2 separate regions of the Homo sapiens genome follow, and region 2 is linked to region 1. The links are chromatin contacts, found by Hi-C in ENCODE. All regions are on one chromosome and are shown on one strand. The core of a region is the stretch at or near the end of the contact, and the rest is flanking DNA. Distances in the headings are between cores, read along the strand shown.

Evidence for each region. Hi-C counts contacts between places; a loop is a spot of excess contacts on that map. Pooled maps may share reads with other maps.
Region 2: a pooled map of psoas muscle shows a loop between it and region 1 (2.7-fold over the local background). The contact joins the promoter of ACSS3 here to the promoter of MYF6 in region 1. A Hi-C loop is called at or near these places in 2 of 50 pooled maps.

Annotation. Positions count from the first base shown.
Region 1 is chr12:80,703,200-80,710,344 of GRCh38, forward strand. It overlaps MYF6 (myogenic factor 6), which reads left to right and starts at 4,435. Exons shown (of 3, transcript NM_002469.3): 1 at 4,435-5,039; 2 at 5,325-5,415; 3 at 5,643-6,275. The coding sequence starts at 4,521. The coding sequence ends at 5,761. It overlaps LOC105369867 (a long non-coding RNA gene), which reads right to left and starts at 4,039. Exons shown (of 5, transcript XR_007063388.1): 1 at 3,910-4,039. RefSeq lists an enhancer at 4,235-5,144.
Region 2 is chr12:81,076,751-81,083,333 of GRCh38, forward strand. ACSS3 (acyl-CoA synthetase short chain family member 3) reads left to right here and starts at 1,329. Exons shown (of 16, transcript NM_024560.4): 1 at 1,329-1,681. The coding sequence starts at 1,371.

The DNA.
Region 1 (7,145 bases), core at 3,185-5,684:
ATGGCTACTCTCCGCCCTTGCTGGGTGACCCTTCGTCCTGAGGGCTAGCCTGCGTTCTGTTCACTCTGTTTCTCTCCTCTCTCTCTTCTCTCCGTTCTTCTATACCCTTTTCTTTCTTCTATTTTTCATAGTTGAAAGAGTATAATCATCGTCTATCCGGCCCTCAGTTCTGCTTTATCAGCTGTGGCTGAAACTGCTTTCTTTGAATCTGACTATGTAACCAAATTCCCCAGCTATCACCCACACAAATCTCTTCCCTAGTCTCTGACAGTCATCTATGTCTGTTTCTTCCTTGAGCTTTTTCTGACTGTCACCATCATCCTGTTACTTTCCAAAGGCTTTTCAAAAAGCTTGAACTTTGTTCCCTAGAAATGCCACCACAATACCTCAGGAACTTCTGTTCCCAAACCATCCTTTTCTCAAGCTTCCTGTTCAGGAGTGACTTTACTGTTACACACTCTTAGAGAACTACATTCCTTTCTTTCAAAGTTCCTAATTCGGTTATTCATTTGTGTGACTTTTAATTAGTATCTTGTTCCCCAGTAAACTGGAAATTTAATGAGGGTATAAATACATTAAGCTCTGCTACTAGAGCGACTAGTTTCAATATTTTCACCTTGATTAACACAAATCCCCAAATTTTTCAGAAACATCTTTCTCACCAAATCTAGGTTTTTCAGTGAATTCACTATGATTCTTTCCATCAGAGGCCTTACAAATTGAGTAGGAGAATTAATATTTGCTGAGTGCATATTTCATACCATGGGCTCAAAATATATTATTTAATTTAGTGTGAAAAGAAAGCCTATGATATGTGTAATGTATATGCTTTTTGATCTCTAATAAAACTGTGGCTAGAAACACATACTTAAGAATGGCTAGAACACAGATTCTGTCTTTCCCCAAAGGTCTCTTCTCTTTCTACCATATATGCAACATTTCCAAAGGCTCATAGCTAAAATCCACTGATGTGAGCTAGCCATAATACTTTCCTTCCCACTTCTTCCCACAGAAAAGAATTGGGAGGCACTCAGGCTTTTTTGGGGGGAAAAAATCATTTGCAAATGAATAAGCATGAAGTAAGAACAACAGGGTGGTAAACCACATGAAAACTTCCCATCCTGTCACTAATCTAGTTTCAGATTTTATGATGAATGAAGTCTAGTCCCCTTGGAGTGATTTTATTAATGATAATATTATTATTCCCCTATTATCATTTACTTTTTCCATAATTAAAAAAATATTTGGACTATTTAAAGCTTGGAGGATTGCAGTTTATGTAAAACTGATTTGACCACTTGTCAAGGTCTGTGTCTCCAAGTTCTACTGAGAAGTGATATAATTGCAATTACAGGCATCTCATATTTTGTAAACAGTTTGAGTTCCAAGAGTTCACTAGTTAGAAGTTTGGCATCAGTGCGTATTTTCCCATTGACCTAATCTAATAAAGGGTGATTATTTCCCAAGCTGGCATTTCCTTGTTTTCTCCTCCCACCTCCTGCCCTCAACTCCCAAAACAACCACAAAAAAGGGGAAAAATCTGTTTAAACCAGGGTAAACACTCCCACTAATTTTACTGGTCTGAGGTCTAGAGCGTGTTGGAAAAGGGGATTCATAATTTAATAAGGAAGAATTCAATAGGTGAAAGTTGACTTTATACCAGTAAAAGCCACCCTTGCCTAAGAAGTTGCTCCTGATCTGCACCCCAAAGCTTTATATACTTTTTTAAAAAAATAATTCTCTTTCTACATTTCTAAACTGGCTCTTTCTCCAGTGGTGACACTTGAATGAAAGAAACAGAAAAAGGAAAAGGCGAACTTCCATATTTTTTAGCGGGTTCATGATATGAAGGCTCTCTAACATCTATCTGATACCTCTTAAAATCAGTGGCAAGTCTAAGAATGGTAACACCTTAAATGTATTTCTTCACCCAGGCTTCAAAATTGCTTAGTAGTGATATTTTTCTCCCTTATTTTTCTCTGAACATACTAATTCCAATAATAAAAGTACTTTTAGAGAGGATGCTACATTTTTGAGGTGGGTTTCATGTTTTTAAAAGTTTAATTTTTATAACATCCTGTAAATATGGACATCTTTTGTCATTATGCCAATGTTACGGATTAAACATCTGAGAATTTGAGATAGTAGAGTTCATTAAATCCTCACAGGCCCCAAAAGACTATAATCTAGGCCTTCCCCATCCCAATTCCAAGGCTATTTCTCCCATTTGGTCTGTTAATTTAACTCACCTCTTTAGATTCAGACTCCATGAGAAGAGAGATTTTTTTTAATGCTTTATCCTTAGCACCTAGGACACTATCTGGCACTTAGTAGGTACCCAATAAATGCTGAATAAAAAAAATTAGTCATTTTTATCTTAATGTTCTTAATGATTTTTATCACAATAATCTTAGTTAACTTTTCAAATTGTCTTCACATTTACAAGAGACAACATAAAGTGTGGTTAAGAGCACAAGCTAATTTTCTATAATAGATGTTAGATTATACCCTGAGTTGCTGAAACTTTCAATCTGCAGTTTTAATTGCTGACTTGAGCAACCAAGAAACTGGCGAAAATAGAAAAAAAAAAGTCACAGAAGAAGTATTGGCCTCTTGCAACTCTTCTCTCTCCTTCTTACCATTCCAAAAATCTAAGAATAGTATTAAACTTGATAAGGAATAAAAACAGCCAAAAATATCAAAGCTTAACATCCAGTCTGTGGCTCAATAGAAACTGTGAAGAATCATCTTCTAGAATAGGCGACTTGATTAGCTAATTTCTAAATTATCTGACAGTTGATTTCCTGCATTATCTTCACTCTATTCATTTTTTAAAATAAAGTCATAAAGAACACAGCTTATAATCATTACTGCTTGGGGTAGAGCAATAAGATTTTATGTTCCCACATAGTTTTTGAGGCACTGACTATAAAGACCAAAACCAAGGTCAACTGACATCCCAAAGGCCAGTTACAGCTAGGAAGTCTTTCTAGAGCTCTAGGAGGAAAGGTGAAAGGAAGGGAAAGAACAACAAAACAGAGAGAGGGAAGAAAAAGAAAAACCTCTCCAACAGCTATGCTTTATTTCATTCATAGGAATGAGTCTTTGCCCTAACATGGCTTTATACTACAAATGATAACTACTGTTCATCAAGCAGCTATGTGCTATGTGTTTCACATGCATGGTATCATTTGATTGAATCCTCACTAAAACTGTAAGGAAACCACTATCATCTTGAAGACATCAAGATCTAGTACTTACCCATGGATATATACATAGAAATTAACCTTGCTAGGACTTGATAGTTCTTTGGAATCTAGGGCCCCCGCACTTGACCTTCATATTGTACTGTCTCCCGAAGAACAATACATGTATCTTGTGGACCATGGGCAAGCTGCAATTTAAAAAATGCTGTTTCCTTGCTCGTGCCTTGGTTGCTAACCTTTCTCACTTAAATCCTATCAAACAACTTATTTGGAGTCAATGGATAGTGAGAATGCAAAAGAAAAAGTGGTGAGCACACAGTGTGCAGAACTGGAATCATAAGAGAGGCACCTTGGAGGGGGCCACAAGTAAATGCTGAAATATCAAGTAGCTGTGGTGTGAGTCTTGTTTTCACTAAAACTATTTTTAAGGAGGAGTTACTACATGTATTGTAACCCCATCCTCTATCCCACTCCCTACCTCATATGTAATACTGCTCCACAAATGGAAGGGTACAGAATTCAGATCCTGGTTGCCCCTCTCCCCAAAGGAAAAAAAAAAAAAAAAGATAGTCAAGGACGGTCTCTATGGAAGGACCCAGAGAATCATTTCATCCAGTATCATGGGATGTGAGCACCCTTCAGCAACCCCCTCCATTTCCCAAATCATCTTGCAGCCTTAGTAAAAGAGAGGAAAGAGATTTACCTGCTTCTATTGAGGTTGAAGCCTGAAAGTCATGTATAACCTTTGAAGCACTGTAATGGTTTTAATCACAGGAATAGCATCTTTTTGAGAGGCAGGAGAGAGAAAGGAGCTGAACCACTCTGCAAATATTAACCCGGCTATTTTGGAGCAATGGCTATTGCCTTTGAAATCTTTCATCATGGGTCTATACTTAGAATTCAGATGAGCGCAGGGGGAGGGGAATAGGGCAATGTTAATCCCCAGTTGTTTTGAAGTTGTCCTGTAAGCAGGTTAGTATCTAAACTGCCCAAAATGGAAGGGTTCAATGCTTTGTTTAAGTTATGTGATTCTCTCTGTGTAACCTGGTCTGCACATAGATTGTCACAACACTCTGGGAGGTGACACTTCTCAGTTTTCTTTCAAACTAGATGTTCTAGAGAGCACTAGCTGCAATCACATTGGGAGACTGATGCTCCATGACAGCTAAAAGTTGGATTGAGTTTCAGGAGCTACTATATATAAAGCTGGGTCGACTTATGTCACTGCACTAATTAAATGCCATCTGGGTGGTTCCTCTGGGTTTTTGAGTCCATCACCCAGTTCAGATCGAGTCAGAGGCCAAGGAGGAGAACATGATGATGGACCTTTTTGAAACTGGCTCCTATTTCTTCTACTTGGATGGGGAAAATGTTACTCTGCAGCCATTAGAAGTGGCAGAAGGCTCTCCTTTGTATCCAGGGAGTGATGGTACCTTGTCCCCCTGCCAGGACCAAATGCCCCCGGAAGCGGGGAGCGACAGCAGCGGAGAGGAACATGTCCTGGCGCCCCCGGGCCTGCAGCCTCCACACTGCCCCGGCCAGTGTCTGATCTGGGCTTGCAAGACCTGCAAGAGAAAATCTGCCCCCACTGACCGGCGAAAAGCCGCCACCCTGCGCGAAAGGAGGAGGCTAAAGAAAATCAACGAGGCCTTCGAGGCACTGAAGCGGCGAACTGTGGCCAACCCCAACCAGAGGCTGCCCAAGGTGGAGATTCTGCGGAGCGCCATCAGCTATATTGAGCGGCTGCAGGACCTGCTGCACCGGCTGGATCAGCAGGAGAAGATGCAGGAGCTGGGGGTGGACCCCTTCAGCTACAGACCCAAACAAGAAAATGTAAGCCTAGATGCTGCCGGGGCAGGGAAATGCGAAGGCTGATTAAACGCCTTCCGCGGGGCCTTAACCTCCAGCTGCTTGGTCTTTTTTCCCTTCCCCCTTTCTCGCCCGCCCCTCCCGCTCCGTCTCTAATGAACCCCCAGTGACCCAAGAAGACCGGGTGCTTGCAATAGGCAGGAAATGCGTACCCGGCCCGAGGAAGCAGGAAAGCCGCCCCCCACCCCACCCCAACCCCGGAACCGATGTTTCTTTCCTAATCTGCCGCTGCCTTGGTTTTCCCTCCAGCTTGAGGGTGCGGATTTCCTGCGCACCTGCAGCTCCCAGTGGCCAAGTGTTTCCGATCATTCCAGGGGGCTCGTGATAACGGCTAAGGAAGGTAAAGTAAAAGGGCTCTGGGCCGCACCAGAGAAAATCCGGGAGGTGGATAGGATGCTTGGGCCGAGAGGGCTCGAAGCGAGAGCAGGGACGCGCCCTGCGAAAAGGGCGCTCTTTGCGCGCCGGGACCAGGCCTTTCCTCGCTGCCAAAGCGGCCTCGCGCGGGGCGCGGAGCTGCTTCGTGTTCCTTCTTTGGGTGCTATGTTTGTGTGTTGTTTTTTCGCTCAGGAGGAGCAAGTATTGATTCGTCAGCCTCGAGTAGCCTTCGATGCCTTTCTTCCATCGTGGACAGTATTTCCTCGGAGGAACGCAAACTCCCCTGCGTGGAGGAAGTGGTGGAGAAGTAACTGAGCCTGCGCTTGAGACCTTCTCCACGCAGCAGGAAGATCCCACCGACCCTTCCTGGCCTAATCCTTTAGATTAGGTCACATTACATTAACATTTAGGAACCCAGACCGAAAAGTTGCTGAAAGGGAAGGAGACACATTCACAAAGAAACGTTGCGAAAATTGCGAAATCTGTTGTGCATGCTCAAATGAAAACGCCTTTCGGCTTTGGGCTTTTATTTTTTTGGAACTGCGAGTGGCTTAGGTCTAGCCTCATTTTGTTTTTGTTTGGTTGGTTTTATACTATATTAACTTTTATTACGGTGATCCTTTTGTGCCATGTTCAAAAGAAGTTCATTCCTGTCTAAAGTGGGAAAGTTGCATTTAATGTTAGGGGTATTTAATGTATTTTTGTAAATAGTTTAACACTTTCTTTTTTTACGTAAACCTGAAATATATTTTAAATGTGGAATGATGTATATAAAATGTGCGAGGATCCTGGTATTGTAATATTAAAAAGAAGTTTCTATATGAACAAAGTTGGTCCTAATTTGATGGAACTGGAAAAATATGTTTGGAGGCATGTGTACAAAAATAAAGAGGAGCCATATTTTAATTTAGACACCACACAAGCCCATTTATTTGGGTGTTTCCTTACATGCCAATTGAAAGGAAATTTGGCTTTCCTTAGTCTGAATTAAACTGGATACTGTTCTCTCTCTCGTAGACCTCACACTTGTCATTGGAAGTGAATAGTGCCCAGAAGAAAAATGTCATTTTTCCTTTTATCAGCATCTTTTTCCGTCTGGTTTTACACTCCTATACCTGGAGATCTGGGTGAGATTTACTTACCCAAAGTTAACAATGGAATTTTCAATCTAGGAAAATATGGTTGCAAGAAATTACCACACCAAAACTGTGCTCATTTCCCAAAAAGATCTTCAGCGGATTTACCCACAAACGGCCTTCCCTCTTAGCCTTCCCAGGCCGCTCTTGTCCTGAAGTGTGGATCTGGAGTTCCCGGGGCTGCATCCGGCATCCTCAGGGCCGGATCTCGGGCCCCCTCCCCAGTTTTCTTGAACTAGACTGGTCCCTAGCAGACTGGAATATCCTCAAGGCCTCGTTTGGCTTGGGTTTGTTTTCCATATACGAAAGATAAAAGAAATGGGCAATCTGTCTCTGGAGGTGGGGTGGGCTGCTTTGAAGGGAGGGCGGCTTCAAGTGAGGGAAGGTTTCAATGGTTGAGGGCAAAAGACAACAACAACACACATGCAACCTCTTAGCCGAGCCAAACAGCAAAGCCCCAAAGAGGCTAGAAGCCCCAGGAGCTCCTCACCATGCGGATTTTACAACGTGTGCCAGGTTTGTTTATCCTGTAACCTCAGGAAGAAACGACCACCAAGAA
Region 2 (6,583 bases), core at 79-2,578, 370 kb after region 1:
ACTTTCTCTGGATTTAAATGGTGACTGTGTCTTTGGCCATTCGACATTATTTGATTTGAGACCTTTGGAAGGACTAAAGTAGACTGCAGATGTCAGGGAAAAGTCTAGTGCCTTGCCTCTCAGTGGAAAGGGAGGTGGTTATTTAAAGAAATATTCTCTGTTTTGCATTGCACTTACCTCTGTTCTGTTTAGCCTTTATCTCCACATTATTCTTTTCCTGCAGAATCATTTGTTTACGGATTCTCAAGTTATGATCCTTCCCAAGGTCAGGGGCATGCCACTATTTCTCACCTCAGATTTGGAAATACGTATCTTTACATTTAAAACTGCAAATACTGTCACACCAAGACAGAATGTGTTTGGCATAATATTAAGGCAAAAGATTGCATCTGAATCTCGCTAAAGCATGAATAATAGCGGAGCTTGACGAATGTTAAACCTAGACAGTACTATATACCACCTTTCTTTTTACATTTTCCCAGTTTCCTCTTTTGATTCATCTTTACTTACTTCCTATTTTTGTTTTTTGTTTATTTGTTTGTTTTGTTTTCTCATTAGAAAAGCCACAGAAACTCCAAGCAGGCAAATTAGAAGGGAGGCAATGCAACAAGTCCTATCTGTTCTCTGTCTAGATCACATGCGGAGTCTGGTCAGCAGGTGAATCCGCATCCCAGTGGGGTCACCTTCCCTGTGACCTGTCAATCACCCCAAGAAGCACTTCCCAATTTGTCTGGCACAACCTCCTTCCACTCCTCCTACCCTCTCAGTGGTCAGGAAATCCCGGAGCAGTCCTTGCCCTGGAGCTGCTTGTGTTTTTAGTAACCAGGGACTGAGCTGATTTTGAAAAATCAATCAATCAATAAATAACAATCAAAGAGCCTTGCCTCAACGCACCGAGTTGCTGGTTTCCTGCAGGTCAGAGGCGATGCCACCTCCACCAACGACCTTCCAAAGATTAAACCAGCCGTGTACAAACTGCTGGATTGAAAATTGAGAGATGGGCCGTTGGCCTCCTCCTAGGAGTACTTGTGTGTTGAAATCGGAAGGACGTTCTGGAGTTTGAGCGCGATTTTTCCCGGAAGGCTGCGGGGTTGGAAGTGCATGTTGGGGTTTGGATCTCGTGCAGCAGCGCAACTAACCTGCTGCAACGGCGCTGTGACACCCCTGTCCCGGGGCCCCCACTTTAGCCTGTTGCTTCTCTGGTCGCTCCAGGTCGGTTTTTCCCGGCGACTCTAGTGTGGCTTCCAAACTTCTGGGCTCTGGGCTCACTTCGGAATTTGCCCCCGCCCCCTACTCCCTTCCCTCAGGCCCCAGGAAGTTGCAAGAGTACCATTTGTCGCACACTCGGGGACCGCGGGTGGCCGGAGGAGATGAAACCGTCTTGGCTGCAGTGTCGTAAAGTCACCAGCGCCGGGGGGCTCGGAGGGCCCTTGCCTGGGTCCTCTCCGGCCCGGGGAGCCGGTGCGGCCCTCAGGGCTTTAGTGGTCCCGGGCCCGCGGGGCGGTCTCGGGGGCCGGGGATGCAGGGCACTGTCCTCCGGCAGTGGCAGCGAGTACAAGACCCACTTCGCAGCCTCGGTGACCGACCCCGAGAGGTTCTGGGGCAAAGCTGCCGAGCAGATCAGCTGGTACAAGCCCTGGACCAAAACGCTGGAGAACAAACACTCGCCCTCTACCAGGTGGTGAGTGACTTCTGTGCCAACCCTGATCCCCCATCCCTGGTAACTTTTTGGGCGCCAGGACCTCCCTGGGACCTGGAATCTGGCATTCTATCACGAAAGAAAATTGAAACTGGAGATGTGTTCAGACCCCTCAATTCGTGTTTCATTTCAATTTCATAGTCAGTTCTCTTGCCTTCTGCTCTTGAGAGACCCTGTTACCTATTGTGAACCCAGTGTCCCATAAACGGGAGATTTACCTGACTGGCAAGGTTCTGCTTTGGCAGTGGGAATAGTAAGAAAACTAAAACAAGATCCTGCCTCCAGGGACCGCACAGTCTAGTAAGGGAGATACTAGGTAAACAAAGCAAGCGGTACAAGAAACTAGGGAATTATAACTAAGTATCCTCCTACTATGGGGAGGGAGGGTTAAGAAAAGACTTCAATAAAATCGCACCCCATAAGGGTTTGGAAGGATGGGTATGTCTTCTCGAAGTCGACAAGGCCCTAATTATCAAAGTTCTAGAGGTGAACAACAGCTTGAACTGTGACTGAGACAGTGACTGCCAATGATTGTGTTGGCTGGAGAGGTGGGAGGGGAAGTGGTGAGTCAGGGGCTGGGTCCGGAAGGGATTTATGTACTGTGCTAAGTAGCTTGGATCAGATCCATAGGCCTGTTGTGTATATGAAGCTGCAGTATGGGGTACCCAGAAAGAATACAGATAGATATAGGCCAGGTGATGTTAGAAGTCATGGTAGGAGTAAAGTCTTCCACCTGGAGTTGGAATTATAAGAAGTTATAAGCATGATTTTTTTTGCGTTACAACAAACGCAGACACATTGTAGAATAAATATCAAGCTTGCTAAGATACTGAGGGTGAAGCACAGTCAGTGATACTCTTAGAGTGTGGCTCCTTATGTGTCTGCCCTCTGGGGGTGTGATTGCTCTCATCTGCCAGCCATTAGAGAGGATGTTTCCTGTAAAAGTTTGAAAAACACTGCTCAGCAATGAGATGAGGGGAATGATATGGTCAGGTTTGCAGTGGACGAATGGCTCTGTGGTCAGAGCAAGAAATCTGGAATGGAATTGGCTAGAGCCTGTTCTGTGTCTCCACCATGCCCAGTCCTCTCAAAAGTGTGTGGGGATGACATGGTGTTCCCTTTAGAATCTGAGCACCTTGCCCCTTCCTATCAATTATTTTTTCAATAGTATTTGATCGGTCCTCTTTTCTGTGCCAGACAGTGAACAAGACACTGGGTGTTCAACAATGAGTAAAACCTAGTCCCTGCTTTCTAGAAGTCATAAAGATTAAAAGCATGGACTCTGGGGCCAGACTACCTGGTCTGAGTTTGGCTTCTCACAGTTACTGACTGTGTGTTCACAGTCAAGTGACTTAATCTCTCTGTGTTTCACTTTCCTGAAATGCAAATATGGAAATAATTGGAGGCTTAACTTAGTAAAGGATGAAGACTATGTCTTTATACACTAGACCCTATACATGTTAGAGGAAGAATAGCTCTCTTTGTATTCTCAGACCATAATTATCTTAGGAGCAGGAAACTCTCCTAGTATTCCTCAGATGAAAGCACAGAGATTATTGCATCACTGTTTCTCAAAGTTCTGTGTACAAATATCTGTCATAAAATATGGTACTATAAATGATTTTATGTGGCCATCTCCATTATAAAACTAATGTGCAGAGAATTCAGTTAAGAAGCCACAGGTATATTCTAAATGAAAAACAGTGAGGGCCAGACCTAAGGCAGTGGCAATAAGAATGGAGGAGAAAGGACAGATTGGAGTGATTCGAGAGGACAATTAGGGATCAGCAAAGGCCCAGGAGAGAGCTTTGGAAGTGAGTGTCAATGTCCCAGCAAGTAGAGCTTAAGACCAGGAGATTTCCTTTTCAATAATTTGCTTTTTCTTTGTAATATCTAGTTGCTTGTCTACATTTTTTTAAATGGTGTGTATAAGATGTGTTTAATGAGAAATTTTGTGAAAGGGTCACTATATTTTTATAGATCACAATTTGATAACACCGTATCTGAATTCTTTATCTTTTCAGTCTTGAACTCATGCCCAGAAAATCAAAGTGAAGAAGTGATAAAACTTTGACTCTATTTATTTCAGCAGTGCGATTCAATCTTAAAAGAATTCTGGTTGGGCAAGCAGGGTTGGGAGGGAAGTAGACGTAGGAGACCAATCTTAAATTTCAGTTAGTCAGTAGTTTCAATTTGAATCTATGACTGCATTGGATACCTAAATGAAGATAGTCCTGATTGGTTAGCAAATTTCCACAAAGCCAAACAGAAGGGCAGACTGAATTTACTTTTATTTTGTTTGGCTTTATATCCGCAAGATCTAAGGCAGAGCTGGCATATAAATTTTTAAAGTGAGAGTCAACTAACTGGATACATAGCTTTGATGATTTTTGTTGCTATAAAACAAGACACCTCTTTGGGAGGTGATAAGTGGATTTAGGCACAATTTGGTGTGAAGGAGCTTTACTTACTTTCTTTGAAGCTGGGATCTGGAGAAGGGAGATATTGACAGCCAAGTGCTTAAGCAAAACAAGGCGAGATTGCTATAGCTAATTGTTCTCTCCTCTGTGGAGCTGGCATATGTGTAGTCACAGTCTCTGATGCCCTTCGGCTTCCCAGAGGCAAGAGCGATTCTTCATTATAAGCTTGTCTGTTTGTTGTTCACAAAAGTAAACTCCCCTCAGAACCCACAGGCTTATCAAAAGTCTCAGCATATAAATAGTATTGCATATTAGCTTTCACAATGACATAAGCTGTGCAATATTCTATGCATGCAGTAATATAGACATGGAGAATAAATCTTTAAGGGCGATATATGGAAGGGAACTTCCATTGTAGTGAATGACTCTATTAAATGCATTTCCAGTCCTGTAATTTCTAAGACCTTCAAAAAACAAATCCAAATTACAGGTAGGTGCTTTAGGGGTTTATACGTGATTGCTTCTCCTCACAGTTTGGTGGTTACTCCATATTGTTAACACCTGGCTCTTTGGGTAATAAAGTCTCTATTAGAGAGACTTCAGTGGAGAACTGCAATCATAGTAATTTCTTCAGTCCTGGAACAACAAAGTGGAAGTTTCTGGTTATTTTCTCCGGATAGACATCCTGCTGCCTGTCCTGAAATTGAAATCCAGCTGCCACTCTCTGAAGGATTAGTCAATTCACTTTTCTATTATATATTGTGGTTGACTCTCTGGGCCATCAATTTATCTCTTTCTATGGAAGCATTGCAATCCAATTTTAGTTTACTTTTATTTAAACAACATTCAATGATAGGATTCTCATATACCATTTGTTTAGAAATCAATATGTATTAACAGTGACTATAAACCAAAAAGGAAAAGACTAACTAAATGCAGATTATTAGAAAATAACTTAAGCTTGGCTAACATTTCTGTAGTCAAGATACTGTGGGTTTCTCAACATGCAGGATCTGAATTCCTTACTAGCTGAGATTAAGGTTGTTTAATCCTGCCAAGTCTTAAAATGGCTTTTAAGAATTAAAGGACATCAATCATTCACCCACTGCATGTACAGTACAGAGAAAATGATGAAAGAGATAGTGAAGGAACTCACCACACAGCAGCGTGAAAGACATGCATTAAATTATTACAAAAGAGACTAATTTTAAATTTTAGATGCAGGGGTACATGTGCAGGTTTGTTATATGGACATATTGTGTGATGTTAAGATTTGGGCTTCCATTGAACTCATCACCCAGATAGTAAACACGGTACCTGGTAGGTTTTCGACCCTGGCCTCCTCTCTCCTTCCTTGCCTTTTGGAATCCCCAGTGTCTATTGTTCCCATCTTTATATCTGTATGTCTCCAGTGTTTAGCTCCCACTTATAAGTGAGAACATGCATATCTGGTTTTCAACATGATGAACACTATTTAGAGTTGCAGTAGATGCTAGGTAATCCAGCCTTTATTGGGGGATATGATACTGTCTTCTTTAGAAGGATCATGAGAGGGGTCTAGAGGAAATGATGTTTAAACTGAGATCAAAATGAGTAGGAGTTAGACATGTGAGAAGTGGGGAGGAACATTCCAGGGAAAGAAAATAGCATATGCAAAGGCCATGAGGTAGACATGTTTAGTAAGTTCCAGAAACTTAAAGAAGGTTTACTCGGTTGGGACTTAAGAAATGACAGAAAATTATCTTGAGATGGAAGGAGAGAGCCATATCGTGAATGGTCTTTTGAGTTATGTTAAGGATTTTTAAATTTTTTCCTGGCATATAATACCTGTCAGGTAATACATGACCAAAATGTAAATTTCCTATTCCTTCTTCTTCACTGGGTCAATACAGGCTTGAGTTCAACCGTAGCTTTGCCGCTTACTCTGAGAAAGCTTCAATACCTTTATTTGCAAAATTAGAATCATGACGGTATCTATTTCTAAGGATTAAATTGGGTGAGAGAAGCTTGTAAAGTGCCTAGGACTGTCCCTGACACATACAACTAGATATGATTATCTTTGGAATATGAAAGAAATACTCCCGTGAGCTAATGTGGTCCAATAAGTTTTGAGGGGAAGCGGTAGCATTTAGAGTGAATCTTAAAGTAGGACTTAGGAGGAAAGTCATTTATGTTCAGGGAACAAGATGACAAAAACATAGAGGTAAGAAAAGCCAAGTGTCCTTAGAGGATAGTTATAGTAGACCAGCTGGCTTTTAGTGGCTTGTCTGAGTTGCTGGGACTTACTTTCAGAAAATAGTTTCAGCCTGCTTTTAAAAGGCTTGGAGTAGCAAGCTAAGGCATTTGCATTTACTTCTTAGGTCACAGCAGGGCTGAAAGCCTGCAGGTAGGCTTTGTTTGACCTACAAGTTTTGTTTGTTTAATTTGTTGGCATTTAAATATTGGAATATAAAAATCTAAATTT